Linked DNA regions of Mus musculus: all the other regions are linked to region 3. A link is a loop called in an ENCODE intact Hi-C map of the cell type or tissue named here. Cell type or tissue: left cerebral cortex. All regions are shown on one strand. Region 1 holds the start of Gfra2 (glial cell line derived neurotrophic factor family receptor alpha 2). Region 2 has its middle 66 kb from the start of 4930429C20Rik. Region 3 has its middle 79 kb from the start of Gm4251.

Region 1 (8,000 bases), 440 kb before region 3:
ACTCTGTGCCTCCCCTTCCTCCTTGCTCTTGAGGGAACCTTCTCCACAAGACAAAGGAGAGAAGGCACAAAGTTTCATGTGCCCTCCCCCCACCCTCAATCGTTATGATGCTCTGATGCTCTGCTCCGTCTGTGTTCAGGGGGTGGGCCCTGTGTGAGCAGAGATGCAGCAAGGTGAGGTCCACGAGAGCAGAAAAGAACACAGGGTATCTTAGGTGTGAAAGTGCATCATGTCCCATCTCCCAAAGGGCACCACATTCCCCCATAACTTACTCTTACAAGAGCTTCTCCCATTTTCTAGAGAGCACTTTCTGCTTCCCTTGAAACCTCGCTATTGTCCAATCTCTGCTTCTCATTGCTCTTAGCTCCTGTAGCCTCCTGTAACCTCATTCACACTCTGGGCCCAGGAGGAAAGGGGTGAGCCAGGCATTCTGTCAGCAGCTTTGGGTGCAGTGTGCTGTCTAATCTCTACAAATCAGGTTTTAAGAAACATCCCCCATTTTCTGCATGAGCTAATTGAGGCCCAGAGAGATTAAATTAAATTGCCCTCTGCCTAGTAGGTTCTTCTCAGCAGATCTTGGCAAACAGACAGTGTGTGCCCTATCCATCGAACAGTAGCTTAGACTGACAGTTGGCAGAGGGTGGTGGATCTTGGTGCGGATAGGAGGGAAGAGGGTTCAAGGTAAATATGTCCCATAGTGTCAACAGGGGGTAGCGAATATTTCCCATTGTCCTTTGTGAGGCCTGGGTGGTCCTGAAGGCCTGAAGCATCACAAGTCACTCACCTCCTACTACCAGAATCCCCTGACTCTGTTCCCATGGGAACTCAGCAGAGCATATCCTTGGCTGTCTTCTATGGCTTTCTCAGCCCACTTAGCTTTTTTTTTTTTTTTTTCTCCCAGAACCCTCTCCCCCTAGTACTCAACTAAGGCTAACCGAAGGTAAGGTCTGAGTAATGGCGGGATTGCTTAGCATTAATTTTGAAGGAGAGGCCTTTAAGGGAGGTGGGGTAACACCTGGATCTACAGAAGGGCCAGGAAGTAGGTGAGTGAGTGGAAGAGGCTTAATATATTTAGTGGTGAAGCATCCAGCCTCTGGCTTCTGGGCTAAGAGTTTCTAGAGGTATATCTCACTGCTTTTCATCTTCTAACCTACATCAGATGTGTAAGTTCCCCAATGTTTGAAAAGAACCTAGGGGACTCTGGGAAGTAAAAAACAGCAGAGGGATGGAGGATTGACGAGAGAAGCCAACGCTCCCCTGCTGCTGCTTAGGCACTTTTCGTTGGAACTCTCCCCTACCCAGCTGTCACAGTGGTGTTATTTTTGGGTGTAGGGTCTAGGATCGTTGTCTCCCAATGGCCAGATGAAACGCCTGTTCTGTGCCTTCCCGCCTAAATCCACAAGATGGAAGTTGCTCCCTCTAGCTTTCCCACTAGCAGCTAAGGCTGCTGGTTTTGTGAGTGACCCCCTCTCTTCACACTAAACACACTACCACTTCCTTTATTCCACCGCCTTAATATTTAACAATGTATTTTAGAAGACACTCCCAAATAAGCTTGAGATGGTGACAGCTTTTTTTTTTTTTTTTTTTTTTTTTTTGGCAACGTGGAAAGTTGACGAAGCATCGCCTAAACCTGGCTCCGGGAGTCGCATGCAAGACATAGGAGTGCGAAATGCCAGGGCAGCCGAAGGTGTGTCAGAGAAAAGCGTGGAACTAGGGTGCCGGGTGTGCGTGGGCTGTATGATCCCGAGGGCGCTGAGACATGTGTACTGCCTGTCTGCCGCCCTGCCACCTCGGTCAGCAACCTCACTTCGCCTTCAACCCTTCTCCAGCCAGACGCTTCTTTTTTCGGGGCTTCTGGGCTTTTATTGTAAATTCTATGACTAAATTACGCCGGTGAGCTGGGGCCAAAGACAGATGGATAAATTGTCCCCCTTCCCGGCTTGGGGAGGAGTCTCCATCCGGAAGGGTCTCCACCCTCAGCTTCGGGAACCGGGAGTGGCCTTAGTTCCCCGACTAGCTCTAGGGAGTCCAGGAGATCTCTGTGTGCGGGGAGGGGGTGTGAAGCAGAGGCCTGAGTGTCCCTTGTTTTGGGGCTCCCCAGTAGGGTGGGGTGTCAACCCGGGCTGGATTTTTCCCGCGCAGTTCTGGCTGGTTCACTGGCCTTGGAGGAGGAAGTTGGGACCCCTAGACAATCTTCTCTCTGGTCCAGGGGAGGAGAGACCAACTGGGGAAGAGGTGTCTGGAATGGCTGCAGAGCTGGTGTGTGTGCCTGTGTGTTGGGGAGCGCGCGCGGGGTGGGGTGGCAAGCGAGTCACTAGTGTGCGGTAAAAGTTCTTGAGCTCTGCATGCAGAACACACGAATAGGAGCGCGGGGTTAGACCCAGGGAGATAGGGTTGGCCTACAAGGGCGTCTTTGGGTTCCCTAGTGCTTTTGGGAAGACTCTCAGAACGGCTCCCCACAAGGAATACATCAGCTTGCAGAGTGGTGCTCTCTTTTTCAGACCTGGACCACCACGCCTGGGTTTTTCTACTGCCCTGCCCCCATGCCTCTAGGATGGCTCCAGCACCCGGGCCTCAGTGTCTCCCTAACCTCGTTCAGGCTTCCGAAACCTCATGGCTCTGGGGGTCCAGTGCAGGGGCAGGAGCACTTGGAGAACGCAAGCCTTCACCTAGCCAGGATGAGACATTGCATGGAGAGGAGGGGGCGGGAGGCTTCGTTGGTTTGAGCGTGGACACTGGCCGGGGGATCTAGTCGGTTTTCCGGCCAAGGCAGCAGGCTGGTCCCAAGGGCGGGCAGTTGAGCCGAGGGAGCCAGCGGTGGAGCTCACCCCTAGGCCAGTGTTCCTGGGCGCCAGCGCCACTCCGGTGTAGCTTCCATCACCGCCGAGTCGCTACCACTGCTGCTGCAGAGTGTAGCTGCTCCGCCGCGCTCCCGCGCGCTGCGCCGCCAGCCGCCAGGGAGCCGGGGCGCTGAGCCCCGAGCAGAGGAGAGGGGCGAGGCGCGAGAGCCTAGGCGAGGAAGCCGCGAAGGGGGAGGGAGGGAGCAGGCGGGCGGAGGGAGGAGCAGGGAGAGAGGGAGTAGGGAGGGGAAGAGAGAGAGAGAGGGAGAGTGAGGGAGAGCGGAGATCGAGAGCAAAGAGCGAGAGCGAGGGAGAGGAGAGGAGAGGAGAGGAGAGGGAGAGAGGAAGGGAGGAAAGACACACGCAAGCACAGGCACACCGGCACTGGAATTCCATTAGAAAAAGTGAGCCGAAGCAAGGGATAGCGGGAGAAGATTTTTTTTTTTTTATTTTGAATCTTTTTCTTCGTCTTGGTGCCAAAGAAGCGACTCTGGTCTCCCGTCCTAGAAGCTCTACTGGATTGCTCCCATCCGTCGGTGGATTTCTTTCCTATTTGCATTTATTCTGACCCCCCTCCCTCGCTGCTTTCTTCCAGTCCTTCACTTTCAGATCGCCTCGCCCCCACCTCTCCAGTCCCCTCCTGGGAAGTGCAGGGGAATTGGACCCACGGGGACTCGCGCCTTCCCGGCCGCGAGAGCGAAGGGCTGGGCTGACCTCAGGACCAGGCTGTTGGCTTAGAAGGCAGCCAGACACATAGCTACGTGTGTTTGATTTCAGTGGCAAGGGGGGGACGTCGAGAGGCAGCCCACCGCCCGCCTCCCACCCCTCCCCCTCCAGCCAGCAGCGAGAATCCCTGGACTCGGGATCTTCAACCGGCGGCCGCCTGGCGGGATCTCCGCATTGGATTTGGGGGTCGTTATCATTGCTTGGCTGTTATTATTACCGTTGTTATTTTATTTTTATTTTTTAAACCTAAGGGAGAAAGACACATACACACAAAACTGTGGGATTTATTTAACATGATCTTGGCAAACGCCTTCTGCCTCTTCTTCTTTTTAGGTGAGTACCTGCAGGTGGCGAGTCTGGGGGTCACAAGGGGCTGCGCGCGTTCAGTCGCCCACTGGAAGCTGGGCATGCGGGGGTGGGCTTGGGGGCTGCAAGCAGGGCGCCGTGGGAGACACCGGGAGATCGCGCCAGGCTGGGAGCCCGGGCCTGGGGCTCCGGGGAGCCGAACTGCCTGGGAGGCTCTAGAGGAGGGAGCTGTGCAGCGGCTAGCTGGTTGCGCGGAGGACCGAGAAGGAGACTTCCAACATTCAAACCATCTCCGCACGCACTCCCGTGCCGCGCGCGCGCACACACCCCGACACACACTCTTACTTGCAGGCCGTGATAGCGCTCATTTCCCTCAAAATAATGGGTTCAATTTGCAACAACTTAGGAAGGAAAAAAATGCAACTGTTGGTGTGAATGAAAGGAAGGATGGGGAGAGGCTGGCGGGACGCTATCAAGCCTGCCCCTCCTTTCTGGAAGGCTCTCAGAGTCAGTGGGTTTCGGCAGGAGGTCTTGGTTTGGACGTTTGCGGGGAGTCCTTGTAGTCACCTCCTACTTGCCAATCAGTCTCAGGAACGCACCCTATCTCTCCACTCTCTGTAGCACTTTGCAAGTTTCTCCCTACCCACGGCCTCCCTTTCCAAGCCAGATGGGTAGGTGGAGCTCAGGCTTGCAAATGGGTGTTCAAGGCCTTCAAGAGCAACAACCCAGGGGCCTAGGGCATGTGACACGGGAAAGAGGAGGCCAAAGTTTGCTCCTTGGAAAGAAGATGGTGCGGGGGAATGCAGGAAAAGGGAGAAAACAGATCTTAACAAAGACCACTTACTGCTCACCCCATAAGCCCCCTCCCTCTGTGACAGGGAGGAGCGGCTGCCCAGTGGTTCTGAGCTCCAGCAGGCGCCTCCCCACCTCCCCTTATACTTTGTAAAATCTCAGCTGCTTGGGAAGCAAGGTCTAGGAATAGTTTACAGGTAAAGAAAAGATGCTTTCAAAGCTAAAGGCTATGTGTGGACCCAGGGTTCCCAGGCAAGGTTACTGGTAGGGAATTCTGGAAAATGTGTGTGTTTGTGTGTGTGTGTGTGTGTGTGTGTGTGTGTGTGACATCTGCTTTTAGTCCAGGTGCTGTTCTGCTTGTTGGTAGACCAGAATGAACTGGCTACCAAGCAGGGATCAAGAAATCACCTTTACCTTCAGCAGAAAAGGGCTCTGGATAGCCCAGACAGGGAGGTAGCCTTTGCTTATGGAAGATATGCATGGTCTAAGAAGTGCCCTCCAGATTGTAGGGGATTTGTAGTCAGGGTGAATAGATATTGGCTGTATCTTTGCTTGCTCACAGACTTTCTACCTCCCAGCTATGCATTCCCAGGGGACATAGCCCTGCCCTGGGGTGTGGCCTTCACCATACTTGCTTTCTCCACATGTCAGTAACCCTGTGGGTGGGAGGGACAGGGTAGGAGGGTAGAAGATGCTCTGGGCTCACTTTCATCCCTTTCCAGCAGCCTTGGGGGAAGTGAACTCTCATTCTGAATGAACTGTCACAAAATTTGACCTTATCTTCATTAATGGTCTGAAAACGTAGCTTTCTAGGGTCTTAGAATGATCAGAGCGAAGAAGAAAGCATTGCATTTCAGGTAAAAAGTGGCCAGATTGCCTGCTGTTGAGTTACACCCCTCCCTCATAAAGGATGCATGCTTCCAAGTATAGGGGCCCCCCTCTGAGGGGCAGTGGTATATGAGCACAATACCCTCCAGTATCAGACCCCATGTTGCACATTGGGTGATCCTAGCTGAGGAGTCAGTTCTCCTCAGATGTGGCAATGGGCGTCCTGCCCATAATGGGTGTGTACACGTATTTGCACGTATGTGTGTAGAGATTATGAGCCGAGAGCAGAGATGTCCGCCACTGCCTGCTCCCCAAGGGCTGAAATGGAAAGTGGAGGAGGAGGGGGTTGCCTGATGCCTCCTTGAGTTATGCCCCTTCAGTCCCCTATCCCTCAAAAAGTCCCTCTCCAAATCAGGGCAAAGGGTTCAAGGGAATGGCAGGCCAGGGGAGTCTGAAAAGCTCTGACAGGCTGGGATGAATGGTGTGAAGGAAACTTAAATCCAAAAGCCTTTTCCTGGCTAGATGACTATATAGTTGGGAACCACTTGGAAAGTCTGTTTAGTGTGGCGGTTCCTTAGCAGTTTGGGATTTCAGTCTCAAATCAGCAGTTTGGCTGGGGCCATGTCCCGCCCCCTTCAGATGCCTTTCTCAAAGGTTCTGAGTGAGACCTAATGTCAGAGGACTTACCTTATAGAGAAAGGGCTTTTAAACCCAACCATCCAGATTTCCAAGGTTGGCATAGGATGCCATGGAGAGAGGAAACAGAGTGGGCAGAGCACCAGGCCCCCCGTGGTATTCTAGCACATTCTGGCTGTTGAGGGGACTGTAGACACAGGAGGGCAATGTGGACCTCTGCCTTCCCCTCCCTGGCACTCCCTGGAACTGGTCCACACTGTCTATTCTTGATAATTCCAGGTTTTCTTCCTCCAGGCCACGAAGGTAGCCTTTTCTTCTGATTCTTGGCTAGCCTCTCCCGGTTACTGTGTTTCCCTTCTCTGCTTGGGCTTGGTTGATTCTGGGAGTTCTGAAGCCGAGTCCCAGAGATAGGGACAATGATCAAAAGGATGTCCTGGTCCTCTGCAGAAACTATTCTTGCCCTTCATGAACATCAGTTGACAGGATGAGGAAGCCCTTTGAGACTGGTGTGGGAGCCAGTAAAGGCTTGTGTTAAGGATATCAAGGGAGATTTTGGCTTCAGCTGCAGGGCAGGCCAAGACTGACTTTAAACTCGTGTAAGTTCTGAGCCCATAGAAGACCCAGCCAGAGTGCCAGCATGTCCCATTCTGTGTTCCGCTTGGGCAGTTAAACCTTTAGCTCAATCAGGTGGAAGGTGAAGTCCTATGGAACCCCGGGACAAAGTCAGAGAGAATGCAGAGCTGGCTGGCTGCCTGAGAGCAGCTGACAGGTGCGAGTTGGGGGCGTGGTAGTTCAGCTGTTCCTGGGTGGCCCAGAGGCACTAGAGTCCTGTAAAGGGATGCAGGAATCTGCTGAAGCCTTGAAAGAAAGCTGCTACCTCAGCTGTAGTGGAGGACACATCTCAGGCTAGTGCCTGGGCAGACCTTGCTTTCAGCAACTTCCACTTTGTATGGGGGTTTCTACGACTTGTCTTGTTTCAGTGTGGTTACATCCTTCCGCTCTTTCTGTTCTGGGCCAGGGTTTTGGTCAGCAAGAGAAGAAATTTTCCTTTGCTGTAATTGGAGCCTCCTCCATCGGGAGGCCAACTCCCTTTCATCTCCTTTGCTGTTTCCAACTGGGAATGATCCCCCTCACCCCCCCCCCCCGCCCCTCCCAGCTCTGGGGAGTGACAGGCTTGCTGTGTGCAGCTCTACCTGTAGGTGTCGCTGTCTCCCTGCAGTAGCTCCCCCATGAGCAGGGCCTCCTAGGGAGAAGGCCTGAGCGTGGCAGCTCTGAATGAGGATGGAGTAGGGGGATTCTGCAGTATTCTGAGGAAGGGATGACTGACCTAGAGTTTTATTCTCTTTTGGGTGGGAGGGAGTGGAGAAAGCCTCTCAAATTATTCTTTGGGTCCTGCAGAAGGCAGTCTTTGCTCTGGCAGAGAGATGTGGCTTTTTGAGGGGGCAGGGTCTGGAGTTAGGGCTTTAGGAAGGACAGGGAGACAGGAAGATGCCGCCTGTGTCTGGAGGAAACCATTTTGGAAGCTTGGCTTTGAAAGGGTCCGGCCAGCTTCTCTCTGCCCTTCATGTCCAGTCCTCAGGCCCCTCCCTTCTGGGGACACTGTGGGAGGCAGATAAGAGGGAGTGGGCTGAAGCCATACTCAGGCTGGAAGGCAGGGCCCAAAGGAGGAGAAGTCTTTTCTTTCTAGAGTTGATTTATTAATTTGCTTTAGGAAGGATATATAAAAAAGACAGGATTTCAGAATAGTGTATGAAGGAAAGGAAAGAGAGAGAGAGAGAGAGAGAGAGAGAGAGAGAGAGCACATTTAAAAGGAAAAGGTGGTGAGGTCGGTTGAGAACAGAACCCTTGGGAGACAGGAAACAGGAGATG
Region 2 (8,000 bases), 160 kb after region 3:
ACAAAATTCAGGATGCTCAGTTAGATTTGAATCCTGAATAAACAATAATTGTTTAGTATAAACCTGTCCCATAAGACATTTAGAATAATTATTTGTCGTTCAAACTCAGTTCCCTGGTTTCCTGATGCTATAGCCACTCTCTCAGATAGAAAGGGGGCAGAGAATCTGCATTTGTTCAAGCTGTCGCTGGGAGTCAAACTCACAAATTCTAGGACCTCTGCTTTTGTTTCTCCTTGTTGGGAGCAAAGGACAGACTAGCTAAGTGATAGTATTTGTGTGCTATAAATTACGAAAAGAGGAACATTTCTTAATTTAATAAAGCAGTTATTATATCTTGAATACAGAACAATCAATTATCTAGCATAAATGTACCAGACTGTGGTTTAATGGAAATCTGTATCTACAACCTATTGTTGCTGTTGAGTTAGAAGTAAATATGTTCTAATAACCAACTGGTATTTATTTAATGTACAATAACACGCCTGCTAAGCTTAAATGAAATGCACAGTTAATTAAAACCATCTCTGTACCATGTCCTCTAGGGGAAAACACTTTACACACAATCTGACTTGGGAGCTTTTTTTTTTTTTTTTTCTTTTTTAACCTTCACTTTCACAACTGAGCCCCTGTTGGGAGATTTTAATATGATCTGTTTGGGGGGTTGTCTTGAAAATAGATTTGCTGGGCAATTTTCATCATGTTTATAGCCATAGAAATCCTATTTATTTATCTACTGTGGAGAAAGCTTCAGGGATCCCACAAAGCAAAAATCCCAGGTTGGCTCCCTAATCTAGCCACTTGTGGGTGGGGTCATATGTGAGTTTGTCTTCTGTTCCGGTATGAATCTGTAATTTTCCCCTACAAACTCACATGTTGAAGGTTTAGTTCAGCTGATGGCAGGCATATTTTGGGAGACTGTAGAAATTTTTGTGAAGTGGGTAGTAGCCAGAGAAGTCATGTGTCTGAGTGCTCACCATGGAAGCTTCTACTGGGTCTCCAGTTCTCTTCTTTCTCTGCCTCCTGGTAGGCCAGGAAGGAAAAAAACTTCCTCTCCCACATTTTGTCTTCCGTTTTTGTTTGTTTGTTTGTTTGTTTGTTTGTTTGTTTTAGAGACAGGGTTTCTCTGTATAGCCTTGGCTGTCCTGTAACTCACTCTGTAGACCAGGCTGGCCTCGAACTCAGAAATCCTCCTGCCTCTGCCTCCCAAGTGCTGGGATTAAAGGCCTGTGCCGTCATCACCCGGCTTTCCTTTCTTGTTTTACCCAAGTGCATGTGCCAAGCGATCATGGACTGAACTCTCTGAAAAACTATATCCCCAAACTAGACTATTCTTTGTTCTAAGTTGTTCATGTTGGGCATTCTGTCATAGTGACAAGGAAAATAACTTTAGACTCTTGCCAGCTTGCAGCTCAACCTTTGCTTGAGTCTGAGTTTCTACTGTGTGAAATAAATATAATCCCTTAGATTGTTTCCCAGCATGTCTAAGAGACCAGGCAGCCCAGAAAACCTAACTTAACCTTGACTTCATAAATGGGTCTTCCTGGTATGGTGGTGGTGTCCAGTGCTGTGTGAGTCCAGGTTTGAGGCTGTCAAGAAATGGCTTCAAAATATTTGGACACTTCTTTGTTACTCAAATTTTATTCGATTCCTGGGTGCTTATTGGACTCCAGCACACATTTGGTAGACAAACTCCCACCCCCATCTCTCTCACAGAGGCATACAGTTAAGTTTATTCAATTCAAGGAGGCTTTCCAAACCTCTGAATTTGTTCCCTTTCCTGCAAAGTGGGCATTGTGTCTTCCCTACAAATTACACAGTGACCGTGAAGTTCAAATGAGACAATGTATGCGCACACACTTTCAGAAGTCAGAAAAATTAACATATAAATGTATATTTCCCCAATTGCAACAGTTCATGAGCGCTCACATGGGATTTGCAGATTTGTTGAGTGCTGAGGATGGAGCGTGACAACCTGTGAGTGCCAGGGCAAGCTTGGTGGGCCGGGGAGAGATGAGTAGCTCGGCCTCCCAGAGGACTCCTGGGTTGAGAGCCAGCCAAACAATTAAAGCCTGATGTTCATGTAGGCTGTGGAGAATAGAAAGTACTTTTGAAGCCATGACCTCATCTGCTTCTTACAGCGTCCTTATGAAGATGACAGAGTAGGTAAGCTTTCTCTTCCCTATCTTATAATAAAAGAAACGGAACCTCAGAAAAGAGCAACATGGGGTGCGAAGTCATTCGGTGCTGTGGATGGAGGTAGTGGTTCTGAGTTAATAAAACCTGTTCTGTGATGCAGGGCTTAGCTGGTGAGGTTGGACTGAATTTCAGGGCCCCTTTCCTTTTCAGGATGCTCCTAGGCAGGATATAATCAAGACAGGATGAGCACATATGGTAGTCGGTAGGAAGGCTGATGAGGCCCAGCTGCCCCAAAGGAGGTCCTGGAGATTGCTGACCTTCTATGGAAGACTCCAGGCTTCCCTAATGCTGAGGTTGTGTCCATGCTGTTCTGAGTGGCCATGATAAAAAGTTAATATCCAATTTCAGTGGGAAGCCATAGCTAACTATAATTACTCGGGTGTGTTGATAGTAAGGGCTGATGCAATTATAATTCCAAGGTCATGGAGAAGTGCACTCAGCAAGAATTTGTACTAGAATGGTCCTTTTTCTTTGGTCTTTTAGAATTTTATGGCGTTTCCTGGGATTACCTTTCCCTTCTTCTTATTCTGGTGGACATTTAGAAATGGGGTTCAGGCTAAATGGGGAGCTATGGGTGTTTTTGTCTGTACTGGGGTTCACTGAGTTTTGATTTCCTTGTGCTAGTCTAGCTCATTTTGTTTCAGAGTAGCCTTAGGTCCTGGTTGCTTTATCCTGCCCTACTTTTTTTGATTTGCCATCCTAGAAATAAGGAGGAGAATGAAGGTGACTTCCAAATGTTCCATTGTGATTTGGAGGTCCACCCAGGAGATGCTATATCCAGGCCCTGGAGCAGCTGGCAGGGCTGTCTGGCCAGGAGCAACGGCTTGGGCTTCCCACAAAGTGACCATTAGCAACGTGTGGCCTTTAGAGTCATAATGATTGCACATGAACATCAAATGAAAACAATAGTTCTTAAATATCTCTAGCCACATTCACTTCAAGTGCCCAGTAGCTGCAGGAACGCCAAACTATCATTCGGCAGAGTGGAATGTCAAGTGTTTCCATGACTACAGAAAGTTATATTGGTTTAACACCGAAGATGGTCCTGAGAGGAAGTTGGCTGGTCATCGGGGACACCAGGAATGAAATCCCAGAGAAGAGAAATTTGAGATCCAGTCCTGCTTGGCCTATAATCTTGGACCTGTCAAAATCTTGTGACTTTGGGCGAGTCATTCAACCCTTCTAAACCTCGGAACAATGGAAATTCAACTATTCTGCTGGACAGCATACATTATCTGGGGCCAGTTATACTTGTGTTGCCTAATTTGTCTCCATTCCTGCACACAAAGGAAGCTGTCGCTTGTCTATTTCTCCCTACTTTCTTTTCTTCTTCCTACTCCACCTCCATGTTCCACCTGCCATCCTCCTAGCATGGCCAAATTTAGCAAATAAAAACACGGGCTTCGAGTTAAACTAGACTCTCACATAAGCAACAAATGGCTTTTATAGCACATGCGTGTCTCATTCAATATTTGGGACATATGTATATTTAAAATAGTTAGACTGAGAAGGAGGGGTTGGTACAAAGGGGAATAGTTTGGGTGCTTCTCTATTTTTATTGATGGATAGGTTATATAATCATTTTTCTACTGTGCAAGCTCCTTCCCATAATGCCTTTGATTAATCATATGCATACCCAATTATGTATGGGCATTATATGGTAAATAATTGATTGTCCCTGAAATGTTACTGGAGGATATAGTTTTGACTTACTGTGCAAGCACTTGAAACTAGTTCAGGCCAGATTGGCCCTTCTTTTCTTCTAGATACTTCTGCAGTGGTTTCCACTAACTGTGTCTGAAACCATTTGATTGTCTAGTAGCTAGCTTAATGTATTTGTATAAAAATATTTGGTAGAGGAGCAAAAAAAAAATGAAAAAAGTCAGGGGTCTCATGGAAGGGCTTTGTAGTCATGTCAGAGAAGTAACCAACTTGGGCAGAACACATTGCCACCATGGATTTCATCTCGGGCTTTGGGTTTTATAAGCATTAGCATATAACTATAATAGAAGAAACTCATTTTTTCAAATAAGGCATCATGTGGAGCCTTAGAATACTTGAAATATTAGAGGGATTCCAGTGCATGGCAGAAATGGGGAGGGATCAGAGATGGTCTGCTTGCCTGATCTTCAGGAAAATCCTTCAGAAAAGTTGAAGCCAGGTTCTATTATCCTCGAGTTGTTCAGAATTCAGTTCTCTCTGACTTGGTTTGCCCTGTGCATGCTCCAGGGCTTGGGTAAAACACAGCATCAGACAAAATGCAGAAGAAATGTTAGGTACTAGCTGCTCCCCTCTCCCTCCCTCCCTCCCTCCCTCCCTCCCTCCCTCCCTCCCTCCCTCCCTCCCTCCCTCAGCCCCGCCAGCTCCTTGGCAGAAGGCTGCAGATGTCACTGTGCCTGCTTTGCTTCACTGCCCCTTTCCTCATCTTGGACTGTAAACATCAAACTGATCTTTTGACAGGTTGTGACACACTCCAGGGCTGGAGGAATTTGTAGCTGTCAGAGAAGGCTGGCTGATAGTTCTGCTTCTCAGAACACTGCTGGGTGCATCTCTCTGTGTAGATGTCCCACCTCCATAGACAGGTGGTACCTGGAAACCTCAGTCCGTTTTTTCCTTCACTTGGGGCTGGACTTATCCTGGAGGGAGTGGAGGATGCAAAGGCTTTGTCGTAAATCACAGTTAGCAGCAGTTCCCTTTTAGGTTTTGTTAAATAGTACTTGTCCTCCCAGAAGAGAGTAGGAGCCAGTAGGATGGTAGTGTCAGATCTATGTATCTTTGGAGGATAATAAGGAGGGAGGTATTCTTCATAAACCATATCTTTCTGTTGCATAAGAGGCTTCCCTCAGTTCATTCCTTCCTGCATCTATTAGAAGATCGCTGAACTGGGGAGGGATAGGGGCCCTTTTGTAAGTAAGAAAATGAGACAGGGTTTAGATGAATTCTTAGTTAGTGGTAATTGTCTAAATGTTCAGAAACAGCTTTAAGGCAAGACCTGTGACACCAAAGGCTAAGGTACTTTTCAGGTTCTTATGTCTATCAGATATTATTATAACTGTTTCATACGTCAATTCACTTGTTTTCTTCACAAACAGCCAGAGATGCATGGATTAGTACTGTGCCAATTCCAGATGTTACAATTTGAGTGCAGAGTGTCCCTCACAGGCCTGCAATTGGAGTGCCACCTCCTCAGCTTGTAGCACTAATCTGAGAGGCTACAAAATCTTTAGGAGGAGGAGCCTAACAAGTGGGTCATGAGATGTGAACCTTTCTTTAGAAGTATCTCTGGCCTCACCTCCTGCCTTGCTCCGTTCATCCTGGGCTGCTGGAATATGAAAAGTCTCTGCTACATAGCCCTGTGGCCATAAGGGGATTTCTCTGAACTGCCTTTCCACCATGAATGATGAAACACAAGACCCAAAGTTTTATCACAGACATAAAAGTAACTAGTACCATAGAGAGGGTGATTTGGGGGCTCTGGAAGGTTAACCATTCCTCCAAGATCGTCACTGGGGAGAGACAAGGCTTTGGTCTGAATTCAGGTGACACGTCCCCAGTGACTGCTTCTCTAGCTCCGCATGCTCTGCCGAGTTGTCATGAGGTGAAAATGGACCAGCATTGATAAGCACTTAAAAAAGCATAAAATTATTATGCAAACACAAGGTATTTTATGGATGGCTTGCTCCATCCCCAGATACTGGGATGACAGTCAAATTTGACTTTTTAATTGAAGGCAAGCTTGTCAAAAGGAGGCAGGGAACTTAGGCCAAGCCGACTTTAATAACACCTGTGTTCTCTGACCCCTCTTGGAAGGATTTGTTTTCTATTCACTAAATTTCTGAGTCAGGGTGTTTTGAGAATTTTTCTGGGCATTTCCCCTACTCAAGCAGAGAGATAACGTGTGTGTGTGTGTGTGTGTGTGTGTGTGTGTGTGTGTGTGGCTGTCTTGGGACCACAGGCTCAGGTAGCCTGGGATATTTGACCTGGACATTTCCTTGTCTCAAGAAGACTCAGGCTACACCTGGAGTTGGTTTTCTCATTGATTCAATGGTCCCATAAACATGTTCAATGTACACTGGTGTTTCTGCACTCAGTGAGATAAGTGAACCATCCCATTGTGTGTGCAATCCTGATTCTAGAAGGTGGGATGTGATGGATGGGGTGGTGGAATTGTAGCTTGATTTTCTTTGACCTCTTTGGTCCCTGTGCTGGTTGATGTAATCACTTAGGAAATAAGCTTCTACACATACCTGTGAAGACCTATGCCCATCTGTAGGCATTGCTGTGGGGGGCTTAGATCAAGCAATACCCTCAAACTGCGAGGCAAAGAAACCCTTTCTTCATTAAGTTGCTTATGTCAGTGCACTCTGCCACAGAAAAATAATGACTGAGAAACAGAAAAAAGGACTGAGGCATTGCCAGTGGATTTGATCCTGAGTTATTCTTGCTGAATTTTTGGGTTTCTATGTCCTTGTCCATTTGACATCCCAGAGCCACTTCTAAAGTATTATTATAAGCCTATTGTTCTCAGACACAGTTCCCACCCACATCTTAGGATATCTTACCACACCTGCTTGCCAAGTTCTTCCTTGTTATGTGCCAATTAGTGTCACTACATACTTCAAAAGTGAGACTAACAACGGTGTGAATGAAGCAGAATGATGTTAACCCAAGAGGCCCGCTTCTCCCCGTGGTCCAGGTGTCACCCTCATTACTCTCTTGGTGTGAAATCCAAACACTTAGGATGAAATTTGTGAGGTCGTTGCTCTGGTTTGTCTGTTTCAAAGGAGCATTATTTTTTTGTTCTTTCCCTTTTCATTCCCTGGAATCCAGGCTAAAGGCTTTCAAGAAAACGCAAACCATAATCAAATGAATAGTAAGTCTTTTAATTCTTATAATAAAAACCCTACAAAAAAATTAGCTGCCACAAATTGAGCAGCCGCTTGTGACAGATGCTGTGCTGGGCACATTATAGCTCTCCTCTAGTTTTATGATGGAAAGTGGATCAGCATCTTAGGATTATGTAAGTGGGACACTTAAGAGGAAGAAGTCGATAATCTATGTTAAATGAGAATTCTGCCTTTCACACCTGATCACTAATTTTTTTCTCATTGCACCATGGGAAATCTCAATGAACCAGTGGGATCCACAGCAGACAGTTCCTGGGACAAATGAGCAATAGACCATGTGTAATTGGAGGACCCAAAGGATTTATGGAAACACTGTTAGAACCTTTACACACATCTAGTCCTAAGCATATATTAAAGTCAGCAAAGATGAATCGTGATCTTATCATTCATGATTCAGCTACAAGGGATCTGAAGGGGAAGAGACAGTTTCTAACATATGCCTTTGTTGCTTCCAATAAGGCCTTTATGGTTATGGGAGACACAATAAAAGAAATGCATAAGTGTTAAGTAGACATAAGATAAAGTTGCAGACATGTAAGGTAGATGAAATGTGCTAAAATATGGACCATTTTGATATCTAGATGAAATGATGGATCAAATTGTCCACACTCATTATAGTACTTGGCAATGCTTCTAGCCCCAATGTTACAAGCTATGAGAATACTGAAGCTTCCCTTCTTCTAAAATAATGTGTACTATTTAACCAGAGAGAATAGTCATTTCACTCCACAAACCAGTTTGTTACACATCATTGATGGATTATAGACTCAGCTCCTTAGACACATTCTAGGGAGTGATGTCCCTTTAAATGCTACTCCACTGTGTGCCTGTGCATAGTTACTGGGCTCCACAAACATGCTCTTCTTGAGCACGTCTGGGGTGTCATGGAAGGAAGAG
Region 3 (8,000 bases):
CTGTCTTTCTTTCTTTTCTCTCTCTCTCTTTCTTTCTTTCTCTCTCTTTTCTTTCTGTCTTTCTTTTGTCTCTTTTTCTCTTTTCTCTCTTTCTCTTTCTTTCTTTCTTTCTTTCTTTCCTTTTTCCTTCCTTTCTTTCTTTCTTCCTTTCTTTTGTTCTTTCTCTCTCTCTTTTCTCTTCCTGTCTTTCTTTCTTTTCTCTCTCTCTTTCTCCCTCTTTTCTTTCTGTCTTTCTTTTCTCTCTTTTTCTCTTTTCTTTTCTCTTTCTCTTTCTTTCTTTCTTCCTTCCTTTCTTTCTTTCTTTCTTTCTTTCTTTCTTTCTTCATCTTTGCTGATGTGTGTGTAAGTACATGTGGTATAGTGCTCACGTGAAGGTCAAAGGACAAAAATATGGGAGTCTATCCTTCTACCATGTGGACCTTGGGATCAGACTCAGGCTTGGCTATAAGTGCCTACACTCCCTGGCTTACTTTCCATTATTTCTTTTGGAGACAAAATCTCTCACTAAGCCTGGATATTATTGCCTGGACAAGACTAGCTGGTTTGCAAGCTGCAGGGATCTTCTTGTTCTACTTCCCCAGAGAGAGGATTATAGATACCCATACTATGCCTGGCTGTTTGTGTGGGTGTGGAGGATCCACACTCAGGCTCCCCTTGCTTGCACAGCAAGGTCTTTACTGAGTGAATCATCTACCTCCATCTCTCTTCTTTCTTTTTAAAGGAGATATTACTTACTTGGCTCGTGACTCATGGGGCTCAGTTCCAGGTTGCTTGGCCTCATTCACTTGGACAGAACACTGCGATGGCAGAAGTACACAGCTGAGAGATGCTTCAGTTCATGGCAGACAGGAAGCAGAGGGAATGGAGGGGACTGGGGATGAATCATTACTTTCAAAGACTTGATACTCTGGAATCTACTTTCTTTAGTTACAGGAACTGGGCATAGTGAGTCTGGGAGTCACAAGCAACAGAGTGTGTTCCTGTCAAATTAAGAACCTGCCTCTCCCTGGAGCCCCAAACTTGTTATTTTCCCCAGTCAGCTAAACTGGAAGAAGTAAGACTTGAGAAATCAAGCCCACCTCCCAAAATAGCATCCCCAGCTGGAAATGTAGTAATTAACATATAAGACTGTGAGGGACGTTTCATATTCAAACTGGGGCATGAGATATAACAGAGAGTTGGTGCTCAATACGTGCCTTGTAAGTCTTTGGGTGAATGAGCAACCGTGGTATAGACAGAGAGGCTCATCTTGGTAACAGTGAGTATAGCCAGCCAGCAACTTGCCCGGTGCAGCATTGACAGGCCTTACTGTGAGAGATTGGATTAGATTGTGTCACACTAAGGGGTTTAGACTTATTCCCACAGGCAGAGGGACCCTTGGAAGTCTTATAAGCTAGAGAGTAACTTAACCTGTTAAGTGGTTTAGAAACACAGCTAGAGGGCACTTGATTCTTGAGTTAACTACCTGGAATTGGCTCTTATCTGATTTCTGAGGGTCTCACTTTTCCAGTTTAGCTAAGGGAGGGAAAACACATTTTGGGTTTCAGTTGTACATAGCATCTGCCTGTGACAACTACTTCCCTTCTGCCAGCCCCCACAGATGCTCCTGTTACCTGTGCCCTAGTTTTATACCTCTTTGGAGCTGTGGCCTGCTGCCCCTTTGTTTGGACAAGATCCATCTGGCACTTGCAACTTGGCTGGTAGCAGCCCATTTGGCAGCAGCCCTTCCCATATACACTGCTTCTGTGCTCAGATCAACACACATTCCCTCACTGGAGCCTCTCTGACCACAGCAGACCATATTGCTCTGTGGAACTCAGGACCACCCAGGTTCAGAACCAGACAGATTCTCTGTCTGCCATTGAGAGGTTCACAGAGGCAGAGGGCCTACTTCTAGCGGTCCCTGGGGTCTGCCTCCTCTTCTAAAGGAGTTGGCGTCCTGAGGAGAAATGCAGTGTCAGGTTATACATCAGGGGGGTGACAAAGCCAGGAAGAGATTCCAGTGGTGCACTCGTAGGCTTTCTGTTACTGTAACAACACGCCTGAGATAATCAACTTAAGAAGATAATAGGTTTGCTTTGGTTCACAGATTTGGAGGTTTTAGTCCATTGTCATTTGACCTTGTAGCTTTTGTGCCTGTGATGAAGCATCACATCAAGGTAGGGATGCACAGAAGAGGAAGCTGCTCACCTCTTGGTGGCCAGGAAGCAATCAAGAAGAGACAGAATCACCACATAATCTCCTCATAAAGCAATGATGTAAAATCTCCCATCATGTCTCACCATTTAGAGTCTTCTGCTTCCTTTCATTTTTTCCAAGCTTTGACCAAGCCTTTGATACTTGGGTCTTGGGGAAAAACTTATTCAAACCATAGCAGATGGCTTGACCCAAGTCTATTGCTTTTCTATTAGATGTGACTACCTGGGTGGGCTCCAAACAAAGAACAGGAGCTATTATTTTCTTCTCAACACAACCACTTATTTTGCCAACCAAATCATGAATTTGGAAATCTTGGATAGCAAAATATTTTATTTATCTCCTTGCAATTGTATGCCACATAGTAGTTATTTAATAAAATAGCATTGATTTGAGTCATTCCAGATGAGAACTGTCATTGTTATCCATAGCCTCAGTGCCATTCATTAAGGCAATGGTGACATGGGGACAAAATAACTGACTTTAGAAGCTCCAAGTGATAGCATGGACAGGCACGCCATCATCACTGTACATCTCAGAGTCCTTAGAAGGAAAGGCACTCCTGCCATACTGGCTCTGCCTCTCTGTTCTAGAGACTGACCCATCTGACTGCATTCTGCGGGGATGGTGCTAAGTCCAGTCTACCTCTCTCTACACACAGTTTCTGGAAGGGGCTGCTTTTCTCTGAACTTGCCTGGTTCAGATGGCACTGGTCTTTCCCTTAAGCTTTCTCATGCCCCATGGCAATTCTGACTTCCTGTCAATACTAGTTTCTAATACATTCCCAGGTTGATTGTAGATCCTTTACTGACTTTTTCCTGGAAAATACTGGTTTCTGATGGAACCTGGTCTGATTGCAAGAGCTCAGGGACCAGAAACATGTCAGTGAGGCAGAAGGTTCTCCATGGCCAAATAGATTTGGCATTGTTGCAAAATATGGAGGACTAGCTAAGCTATGTATTCATAGACTCAACAAACTTGCTCTCTGGTGAACATGGGGGAATTTGGGGGCAGATGAGCACTTTCCTATCTACCCCTTTTAGATGGTCTTATAGGGATCACCTGCATTTAATCTTTTGGACTCTAGTTCAAGAAAGACAATTTCATTTAAAACATTAGTCAGATGTTATCACTTCCATCCATGGAGCTCAGAATCTAGTGAAAGGTAACCCATGGGGAAATTCTACTGGATGCAAGTAATGGGAAAGAAATATGCTAGAGGGTTGATTCATGCAGCTGGATATGGACGCCACCAGCTAGGTGACTCCAGGAATGGACCTAGAGTCATGTAGAAAGAATCTGAGCAGGAAGAAGATCAACTTAGACCCCAGATTCTGTATTTAAGTCATGACAGTTAGCAGGTCCTTGGCCAATGGAGGAAAATTATATTGCTTTCAACCTAATTGCAAAACGGACAGAAGTGAGACACTCTGAAGCCAGTGACTGGCCTGGGGCTTTTCATGAGAACATGGTCACCATCCATAGGGGTGTGCTTCCTCTGAGTCCCAGAGTGGTTTTGAAATAGAACTGCCTCCTAAGTCAGAATATGAGCATTTGACGTGTAAGTGCATGGATAAGGGACAAAAAGAGATTAGTTGCTGATTCTGTGAGTAACCATGTCCCAGGACTGGCCCTGAGGGAAGATGGAGGCTGACACCAGCACATCAGGAAATGATCCTCCCTCTTCCTGTTCCTTAGGCCGAGAATGTTCCCACACACTGAGCCAGAGGGAAACAGGGAGGGAGTCACAGCACAAGTAGCTTAAATAACTCGTGTTTCTTGGGCATTCAGGCTTCTACTTTGATATAAATTCAAAACCTACTAGTTTATTTATTTTATTTGGTTAGGAACCAAGACAATGGTGGCTTCATTGGAAACATGTGTGTGTGTGTGTGTGTGTGTGTGTGTGTGTGTGTGTGTGTGTGTGTGTGTGTGTTTGTGTGTGTGTGTTTCCTTTTTCTTCTTTAAAAACCCTGGGCAACTGACCTAGTTTTTTATTCTCTTTGAACTCAACAGAGGCAGCTCTTCTTCAAAGCAGGCTGTAACATTAAGGTTCTCTGCTTTATGTGGACGAGGGTGAGTCACCCAGTTACTAAAAAAGATGAGCCATGAATGCTGTCTTTTAAAGCTGTCTTTGTGCCCAGAGCTCTTTTGGAATTCTTTTTTTGTTTTCTTTTGAGCACTCCTGACTTGCCCTTAGTACTTAAGTCATGCCAGTTAGCAGGGAAAGCAGGGTGAAGGAAATGTTGTCTATTTGTTTCTCTACTAAACGAGTTTCAGGGAGAATGTGAGGCAAGCAAAGCATTGCTGGTGTACTCCCAGCTCTCGGCGACCCATGTTGGATGAGAGCTTCCTAGTCTTGCACACTTGGGAGGACCACATACACCTGGTTCTGCAGATCGTTCGGTGCACAGCTAGAGCTCAGGTGAGCAGTGAGCTTGCTTGGGATCCTTCACCTGAAATGGTGCCATTCACACCATTGACATTCTAGTAGTTCTGTTGGTTGAGGGTGAAGGGGAATCATGCACTGAACTCTAAAAATAAAAACACTCTTCCTTCTTCCAAACAGACTTGAGTTTTGCTTCTGCACAGGCCCTGTGGGGAGCAGAGTTGGATAAATAAACCAAGGGGGTTGAGTATTGAGCACTCTCAGCTAGGGAGGTCTGAGTTGTTTTGGATGGCTAGTCTGCTCCTGCTCCCAAATCTCTCCCGAACTCACTTTTTATGTTTGCTTAATAATTTTCTGATCATTTCATACATGAATATTTGTATTATTCCCACCCATTTTCCCTTCTGCAGCTCCTCCAGCATCACACCAACTCTCTTTGAACTTCATGGCCTACACACACACACACACACACACACACACACACACACACACACAGAGGCATGCACAAACACACATCTACTGCTAAGTAAGTTAAGTGTTGCTCATATTTATATGCATTTAGGGTTGACCGCATGGGGTTGGATAACATCTCAGAGGTTTCCTTCTTGGTAAGGGCAAAATCTGAACTCTTGAGCTCCAAAATTGAAATTTGATTATTAGTAAGCTACACTTCTTAGTGAGACATGACAGAATTAAGCAGTTTGATGGGGGAGTTTAGAGCATCAGATTACTTTCCAAAGAGTGTCCATGTTGCGATATGGACACAGCAAACCAGGTAGACCCATTCTGAGGGAGATGGGAGATAGGCTACTCTGGTGACAGACATTCCTGAGTGTCATCCTGGTCAAATGGCTGCAAATGGGCTGCATGTGTAATGTCTCTCTGACACTTAGGTTTGGCAGGGCCCTTTTTGTATTTTTTGGATAGGTGATTTGTCACAATGTGCAAATTCATAACCCTTCCTTCCATCCCCAATTCTGGGACCTTATACTCAAGACACACAGCCACCTCTCCTAACTCAGAGATGAATCAATTACTGCTGGCAGCCAGGGCCCAGTGTGCCCTCTCTATCTCTAATGCCAGGTTCTTAGAGACGGCTATTACGCATTTTAACAAATAACAGGAGCGCTAAGGCAAGGACTTTTATCGCAATATGAACACTGTAATTTCAACCTTTTAGGGCAAGCAATCTATGGAATCAAATCCAATGTGGAGGATGCAGAATGGTGGTTCAGCTGTAGCAGTTTGACTGGGAAGGACAACTTTCCTAGGATGGAGTCTAGGATGGACAGGAAGCACTCAGTGCTTCTAGACCTTAAATGGGAATTCCTAGAGTGAAGACTATGCCAGGTGCCCTGGTCAGTGAGCCTTCCCACTCCCTAGGTCACTCTTACTTCTGGATATTGCTGGCTGGAATCCACACACAAAGGTCTGTGCTGTGTGGAGAAATGTCCACTTCTGTTGTCACCAATGCAGAGATCATATCATGTGATCACAAGATACTAGGCTGAGCAGTTTCCAGACTGCTGCAGTCTCCAGTGTAGGGGCTACTCTTAGCTCATTTTCATTTGTAAGGAGTAGGAAGCCCACTACTGAGCGAGTGCTTACAAGTTGTTATACTGAATGCTCTGCAGAATGTTACACTTAATGCTTGCACTCTTGCCTGTCTTGATTTAGATGGGATCACCAGACCCATTTCTCCTGTTTTGAGAGAAACAGCTTGAAAGGGGAGATTAGGGTTTCACACTCAGAGAACCTATGTCCAGAGTCACCACATACCACTACCCCTTTTCACTTCCTTTCTAAAGAGATTTCTCACTAGCCAGAGGCCCCCAGACCCAATACCCCATCCAGCAGCCATACTGCCCTGACCTTCAACTTCATTCTTCTTGCTAATTTCCCAGTTTAATGATAGGATACTCCATAATTCCACCGAGCCCGTCTAAACACTGCACGGAATGGCTCATTAAGCATGAGACTAGGTGCTTATTTGGTAATGAATTAGAATAGTTGTTGCTCTGGGAATTTCTATGTTAGATATGGTAAAGTTGATGTGGCCACAGGAAGGACGGAGAAATAGTCTTAGGAGGGATATGTTTATTACACTCCTAGGCCCTAACGAGGAGTTGTCATACATACCAGGCAAGGCCACAGAGGGCGCATCAGCCATTGGCAAGGTGATCCAAGAAGGCTCAGAAGGAAGTGTAGACTAGAACCATACCTGTGATTGCCACGGAAAAAGGAAGACAAGGGAGGGCGCTGTTTAGAATGCACTCATTTGGATAATTCCCATGGGCTTGGGTTCAAGGGATGGTTTCTAGTAGCCCAACCCAGGGATACCATACACAGGAGGAATGTTGGCTTGGTTTGAATCTGAAAAGTTTCTTTCAGGTTCCTGTTTTGAATACTCCATCTCCTGGTTGTGGTGATATTTGAAGATCTTGAGGCCTAGGAGGTGGGACCTAGTTGTTGAAAATAGATCATTCAGGGTCAATCTTTAAAGAGTTCGCCCATCTGGCTCTGTCTAATGCTCTTAGATTCCTGGGCTGCTTCCACATGAGCTATCTTCTACAAGTCAGTAGACTAAGGCCTGCTGATGTGCCTGCAGTGCTGAATAGAACTTTCTGAACCCTTGAGTCAAAAAGAAATCCTTCTTCCTTTAAGCTTTTCTGCCAGGTATGCATTATGGCAATGAGAAAAGTGACTAATATAAAAATAATTGAAATTAGTGTGTTGGAAGAACGTGAAAAAGTTTGTAAGTATGAATGTAGGAGCTCTAGAATGCCAAGAGTCTCTTAACTGTTAATTTTAGTGGGGTTGTGGAATATCAGAATGCCATTAGAGCTGAAGACAGTACAGACTGACTTCATGGGGCCTCTGATGAATGGGGAGAAGAGCATCACTGGCAGCCAAACTCAAGGCTGCTCATACTACATTCTGGCTGAGAATCTGCTCATAGTCTAGTATTCGAGTGAGGCCAAATCCAGAAGTAGTGGGATGGCATGTTTGGGAGATGACTTTCCAAGACAGCGAAGCCTTCAGGTTGTAGTCTGCTTGCCGTTTTAGTCTAGGTTTCTTCTGAGAATCAGGAACAAACTATGGAGTTGAAAAATGGTAAGTGTGGGGAGCATTTGAAGAAGAGCAACAAGTTAAGTGCAAACCAATCAGCTATAATTGTTCGAGAGATTAGTGCATTCAAAGATGAGCTGTGAACTTCCACAGTGTGCACTGGAACAGGAAAGATGTGCTATGGGCGAGGCCTTTCTTATTGAAAGCTGCAAGGTGTAAGGATGCACGCCCACCCAACTTTCCTTTGAAAGGTGTGTGCTGTCTAAGATGCTGCTGCTGCCAGAGGTGGTGGTGGTGTCCTCTGGGAGAATCTCCCACTAGAGTATATTCCTAGGCTTAAGCCACA

Evidence for each region. A loop is a pair of places that touch in the nucleus more often than their neighbours do. Peaks named below come from ENCODE experiments on the same cell type or tissue, not always from the same donor. Only the 100,000 strongest peaks of a DNase experiment are listed, where the experiment ranks them.
Region 1: it touches region 3 in a loop (12-fold over the local background); 2 of 42 quality-filtered maps call a loop at or near these places.
Region 2: it touches region 3 in a loop (2.4-fold over the local background); 2 of 42 quality-filtered maps call a loop at or near these places.

What each region holds. Positions count from the first base shown.
Region 1 is chr14:70,886,993-70,894,992 of GRCm38, forward strand. Gfra2 (glial cell line derived neurotrophic factor family receptor alpha 2) reads left to right here and starts at 3,115. Exons shown (of 9, transcript NM_008115.3): 1 at 3,115-3,902. The coding sequence starts at 3,863. In left cerebral cortex, CTCF peaks have their summits at 2,948 and 7,339 (motif pointing right); DNase peaks (open chromatin) are centred at 1,742, 2,078, 2,313, 3,015 and 8 more places; H3K4me3 peaks cover 6,221 bases; H3K27ac peaks cover 3,318 bases.
Region 2 is chr14:71,483,210-71,491,209 of GRCm38, forward strand. No RefSeq gene overlaps it. Among named protein-coding and RNA genes, the nearest start is that of 4930429C20Rik, 66 kb to the left of the region's middle. In left cerebral cortex, no CTCF peak of the experiment used is centred here; DNase peaks (open chromatin) are centred at 3,221, 3,573, 3,926 and 7,099.
Region 3 is chr14:71,326,143-71,334,142 of GRCm38, forward strand. No RefSeq gene overlaps it. Among named protein-coding and RNA genes, the nearest start is that of Gm4251, 79 kb to the left of the region's middle. In left cerebral cortex, no CTCF peak of the experiment used is centred here; DNase peaks (open chromatin) are centred at 743, 3,937 and 4,294; H3K27ac peaks cover 1,429 bases.